Regions from separate parts of the Homo sapiens genome. Here region 2 is linked to region 1. Evidence: chromatin loops called from intact Hi-C (ENCODE). Cell type or tissue: A673. All regions are shown on one strand. Each heading gives the region's core, and the rest is flanking DNA. Links, peaks and the distances in the headings are about the cores only. Region 1 overlaps LOC105374439 (a long non-coding RNA gene). Region 2 holds the start of LOC105374441 (a long non-coding RNA gene).

Region 1 (2,812 bases), core at 272-2,771:
TTCCTAAGTCATAGCCCTTCTGGGGTTTCAATTAAAAGCAAATCTCATTTGGAAATATTTAAGTGTCAATTCCCATGATCCTTGTGCTGGGCAGAAATTCAAATCTTTGCTTAGCATTTTCAGCCTACAGGCAGGTTTTCTTTCTATATTCCTTGGAATCTCCACTGTGCATGCACAGTTCTGGTTTATCCAACGATGTGAGAGAAGTTTATATGCAGATTTTGGGTCGTTCCTCTTTTTCAAGTATTTTCCTATTCAATTTCCAGCTGGCTGGCAGTCCTGAACTCTAACTCTAACCACTTAAGCTATGAAAACTGTGGCTTTTTGCTTGAGTTTTACTCCCTGGCACCACAGACAAATATTGTTTATCACTGGCAGATCTGAGGCACAAGATCAGGGACACCTGGCTTAGAACTAGTGCTAGAGAATGAAATAGCACCAGGCTAGAAAATGGAGGGTAAGCATTCATCTGGGAGTGAATCTTTCGTGGCCAAAAGTTAAAGGAAGAGAATCCAGCAGCTCCTAGGCCTGGAATCATTATTCCTACGGATCAATCAGAACCAGATAAGTCAGGGAAAGGCACCAGTCCAATAATAACTTATTAAGCAGAAGTGATCAAAAACACATTAACTTGTTCTAAAATGTTGTAAGAACTTTCCAGGGTATTGATTCCCCCTTGTGTCTTACGTCACTCACTACAAAAGAACACCTTGTAGTAATAGTCATTTGATTATGCTGTCATAAAATATTTTACGTAACCAAAAAAATACTTCCGTTGTTGCTGTCTTACTATTTGTCTATTATGGCTATAAAAGAGTAAAAACATTTTCATTCCCTTTCATCCAAAAACTTTACAATCTAACAGTTAATGAAAGGTACTCTTAGAAAGATAGGATGACAAGGGACTACTGAAATCATGAAACCTGCCACCTTCATTTTACAAAGGGGAAAACTGGAGAGTAAGGGACTAGATCATGTCCCCGGACAGTGAATGATAGAGTCAGATCGGAACCTAGCTCTCCTTCCTGAGTCAACGACCCTGTTCCATCTATTTCACTGCATACTGTCTCCTCCATGATTCCCTGGGGCCCTGGAAAGCATCCAGCCTATAAACTTCCTCAAATTGGCAAAGCATCCTAAAATACATACATGGTTATTTTGGACATAATCACTATTTAGTTATCTCTGAATAAAATCTCGAGAAAAATCAGTAGCTCTACGGAATCACTTAATTTACCAAGGATGGTATTTTAGTCTCTAGGAACATCTATCTAAATTTAGACTTTTCCTGCAGCAATATTTCTTTAAACTGTACACCACGAACCACAAATTATCCAGTTACATCACTTCGCTTTTAAGTCATTGGTTTTTTTAAAAAAAATAGGTAAATAGTGACCCCCAGTGGCAAAACTTGTTAGTATCCGCACACTGTAAAGAATTGAAATAAAATGAGATGCTGGTCAGGACAGTTTTGACTGATTGTAGGATATTAGTGTCCAGTAAACATACCCTAACAAACATTAAAAAAAAGAAAATGACTCTCATGTATTCCTATGGAATATCTCTAAAAGAGAGATGGCAAGTTATTTCTTATTGTGTAATTGAATACTATTGTTTACTTTTACTTGTAGTGCCATTTTTTTTTACTATATTCAAAAATTAATTTGGAAATTGATTTAAAAAGCTATAACCATGAATATAAACTAACATATTCAGAAATAACTGACCTTAAGCTACATTTTTATGTTGGTGCTACTCCGGTAAAATCCAGAACACAATCCGTATATCCAAGCTTGCAGATTGACTCATATGTATTAAGTGAGTGAGAGACCAGTAGGCAATGATTATCTCTTTGCTAAATAAATATTGCCATTCCAGGAGGCATATGCTGAAGCTGTGAAGATTCTCCAAATTCTTAAACATTATTATAGCATATAATTTCCTTCATAAAATGCCATAACTAAATGGAAAAAAAAGTTCTTCACACCCTTATCGATTTCATAAAACAGCTCTAAATTTTTGCACTTATAGAGCTATAAAAATTAATTCTCCCTAGAGTACTCACTGAAATAATTTCATGACCTATATTTTCACATTTTAAGGTAAAATACATAGTGATCTTGCATATGACATACAGTTATGCCATAGGGAATTTAACTGCTTGGTTTCAACACAGCCCGTGCTTCTATTTCATAAGCAGTCATTTTGTGAGACTTCTTTACTTTCTCATTATTTCCTGTTCATCTTCTTTTCAGGTCCACTTTCAACAGAATAAATAGAGTTATTTATCACATATGTGATGAATCAAAAGCACTAAATCCTTGTGCATGTGTGTGTGCATGCGTGCATGTACGTGCATAATTTACAAATATCAATCATCTTCTGGATCTGGTGGAAATTACTTTGAATTATTGCTAGGATTTAAAATATACATCAAAACGTGGACATTTACAGCTAGATGCTCTATTTGAAAATCATATTGTCTATGGAGCCAATAAGATGAGCTCTCATTTAAGGTAACAAGTATCAACATGCTTCTAAAGGAAAATATTAATAACATAAGTGTGAACTTGTGACTGATTTAGAGAAAACAGAAAGCAAGCTAGAGCATAAATGGAAGCTGTTTAAAATTTTTTGTGTGATGTCTGTAAGATATAGAAAAACTAATCCTGACTTTGACAGTAAGCTGTTTACTCTGTTTAGTTCATGAGAACTCCATCTGTCCAAGTTATTTTGCTGCATGAAGAAAGGGACAGGAAATTTGCATGTAAAGACCTATTTACAAATTGATGTAATTTCATTTTAGAAAACT
Region 2 (2,812 bases), core at 141-2,640, 160 kb before region 1:
ATCTGAGCATGATGTAGCTCCTATAAATACTTTGATATTTTATTGTCAGAAGAGTTCAGTGGAACGTTACATGCTGTGTGGGAGAAATATCTTATATGCTATTGTCTTTTGCTTGGATTAGTGAAATAGCCTTCCACCTTGTCTCCATATTTCCACCTTTGTTCACCCTCAACATAGAAGCTGGAGTACATTTTGTAAAACATAATTTAACAAAACTACACAACAATTTCCATTTCACTTAGAGAAAAGTTAAAATCCTTAAAATGGTTTAGAAGGTTGTTAGCCTTGCTCTACCTCTCATTCACTTCACTCCAGTGACAATGGCCTCCTTGCTGTCACTTGAATAGGCCTCACATGATTCCAGATTACCCTCCCCCTCACTCTTCCCTCAGTCGGGACTGCACTTCCCAACTATCTGCATGGCCGACTCCCTCATGAATTATTAAAAAAAACAAAGGCTCAATTCCACCTTTTCAACATATTCTCCTTATCTCCTATTAAAAACTGCAGCCACCTCAAGCATCTTCTAATTAGCGTTGGCTTTTCCATGGTACTTTAAAAAATCATTTCTGTTATTTACTCATGCCAGAACAAAAACGCCACAAAGAAATTTTCATCTAACTTGCTACCAATGTATCTCAAGCACCTAGAACTGTCCCAGGACATAGTAGGTGTAAAATAACTGTTTTGAACAGATTAATATAATATTACTTAAGATAACTTATAGGTACCATCCCAATGGAGCCATACATATAAATATAATTTATGGATTTGTTAAATATATTCAGTTTTTGATTAGTCAATTCTGCTAATCAAAGATAAAAATTTAATGACATACACATCAAGTTCTGGGGTCTTCATCAGTGCTTTAATTGGATGGTCATGTGTTTTTGCATTTTATATTTGAATTCCTTTAAGTAACATATTTTTTGACTCAACATAGTTCCCCAAAATCCACCTTGTCTTATACCCAATTGATAGCACTGATTCTTTTTCTTTTGGTCTATTAGGCCCATATATATGTATTTGTGTTTGTGAACCCTGGTTTAAATTCCCAACACAGTGGCCAGAGGAATATTTCTTAAAGCATTATTGGATGTTCACCTTCAGCAGTCTTCAGCAAACTCTGTGAAAGGGCAAGTACAGGTCAGTCTTCATCCCATATACAAGCAATTCTATGAATATATATAGATGAGAAAGCATCACCAGATTATCCTACCTGAGGCTTCTGAGTCTGCAGACTCAAATGTAGAGTCTATTATCTTATTCACCTCCAAGGACTTTGCAGCCCCTAGAAGAGCATGTGATACCTAACAGACTTAGGTGGGGGCTGTATGAGGACTATGCTGTCCTATTCACTATGGTATGTCCAGCACCTACAACAGGCATGGCATATGGGAGGGGGGATACTTGCTGAATGAAGGAAAGAATATTTGCTAAATGAACAAATCTACCAGTGTGTGTCCTCTGAATGGAACTAAATGCCTTTTTAAATGCTGTCCCCAAATTGCCCTTCTATCAACTTTCCTCAGTTCCTGAAAATACTTTGACACTTTACTGCAAAAGGAGTTCGGTGACAATGGTACATATACCTGGGAGGAATATCTTATAAGCTATTGTTTCTTATTAACACCAAAGTAAGGATTCATTTACCCAATTAATTCACTGTCACAGCTAATGATTGATAGAAGTGCTCTAATAGAATACAACATGAAGCAGACATGCTTGATGAAGATGCCATGAAGAGGGAAACAGGAAGACGGAGTTATCTGAGAAAAGGTCTGCATTAGGGAGAAAATGGGTGAGTCAGGTGTGAGACTGGGAGCCAATGTGGAGTGATACCATGGGCAAAGTGAAGGTTGGGAGTTAAGGAAAGCATTTATCAGTTTTGTACAGATCTGCTTTTGTTTTTTGTTTATTCCAATATACATCTGTCTCAGTTCAATTGATAACTTTCTTTGTTTTTCTTTAGAGCCATGTCTTTTCAAGAACCAGGGAACCAGACAGATTATTCTTCTAGCTCTGGCATTTGATACCTACAGGTACTCAATAACTGTTGTAAATATAGTTAAATAAATCATTTAAATGTATGGTTCGATTGTTTTTGTAGGTGACAGATCATCGCTTTTCTTTACTAATACATTGAAATGTGTTGTGGTGAGGATTAATTGAGATGTTGTATGTAAAGCATTAAGCATGGTGCTGAGCACACAGCAGATACTCAAAAAGCAGTAGTTACTCATGGTAGTATAATTTTTTTTTCTTCTTACATTGACTTTTTCATTGGACTTCTGAATGAACCCCCACAATTCCATATATATTGCTGTGACTGCTCATGACCTAACATCTTAATTTTTCACTGGCCACAAAATGAAGTACAGTGCAGTTCACATAGTAAAACATGCAGTGTGGTTCACATAATAAAACTTTGGTAATGTTAACAAGAAAAAATAAAGGAGGTGAAAGATTATGTTTTCTTCTATAGAATTTTTGGCTTCACTTCACTTTGTTTTATTACTAGATTCAGAAGAAATTCAACTTTTACAATAGTGATGAACATAGAAGACTCAGGTAACTAAAGTAAAGGACAGCTTGGCCCTATGATTTTTACTATATGATTCTTCTAAGAACACACCAAAGATAAGTTGTTAGGGAAAGGCAAAAGGGGACTGTCTTTCAGGTAGTTTATAAAGAGATGCCTAAGTTCCTTAATGCTCCACACCTTGGCTACCACAACAAAATAAACTTCTGAAATGTGTTAAGTGAAAATAGTTAAATAATATCATTCTGTATTAATTCTGACTTTCATTCT

What was found. Hi-C counts contacts between places; a loop is a spot of excess contacts. Peaks named below come from ENCODE experiments on the same cell type or tissue, not always from the same donor. Only the 100,000 strongest peaks of a DNase experiment are listed, where the experiment ranks them.
Region 2: it touches region 1 in a loop (7-fold over the local background); 27 of 110 quality-filtered maps call a loop at or near these places.

What each region holds. Positions count from the first base shown.
Region 1 is chr4:44,758,921-44,761,732 of GRCh38, reverse strand. The region is part of intron 1 of LOC105374439 (a long non-coding RNA gene); the gene reads right to left. All of the region lies in intron 1 of LOC112268465 (a long non-coding RNA gene), which reads left to right. Among named protein-coding and RNA genes, the nearest start is that of GNPDA2, 34 kb to the right of the region's middle. In A673, for the core only: a CTCF peak has its summit at 1,403 (motif pointing left); a DNase peak (open chromatin) is centred at 1,372.
Region 2 is chr4:44,923,530-44,926,341 of GRCh38, reverse strand. LOC105374441 (a long non-coding RNA gene) reads left to right here and starts at 1,755. Exons shown (of 4, transcript XR_925279.3): 1 at 1,755-1,801; 2 at 1,973-2,042. In A673, for the core only: no CTCF peak of the experiment used is centred there; no DNase peak of the experiment used is centred there.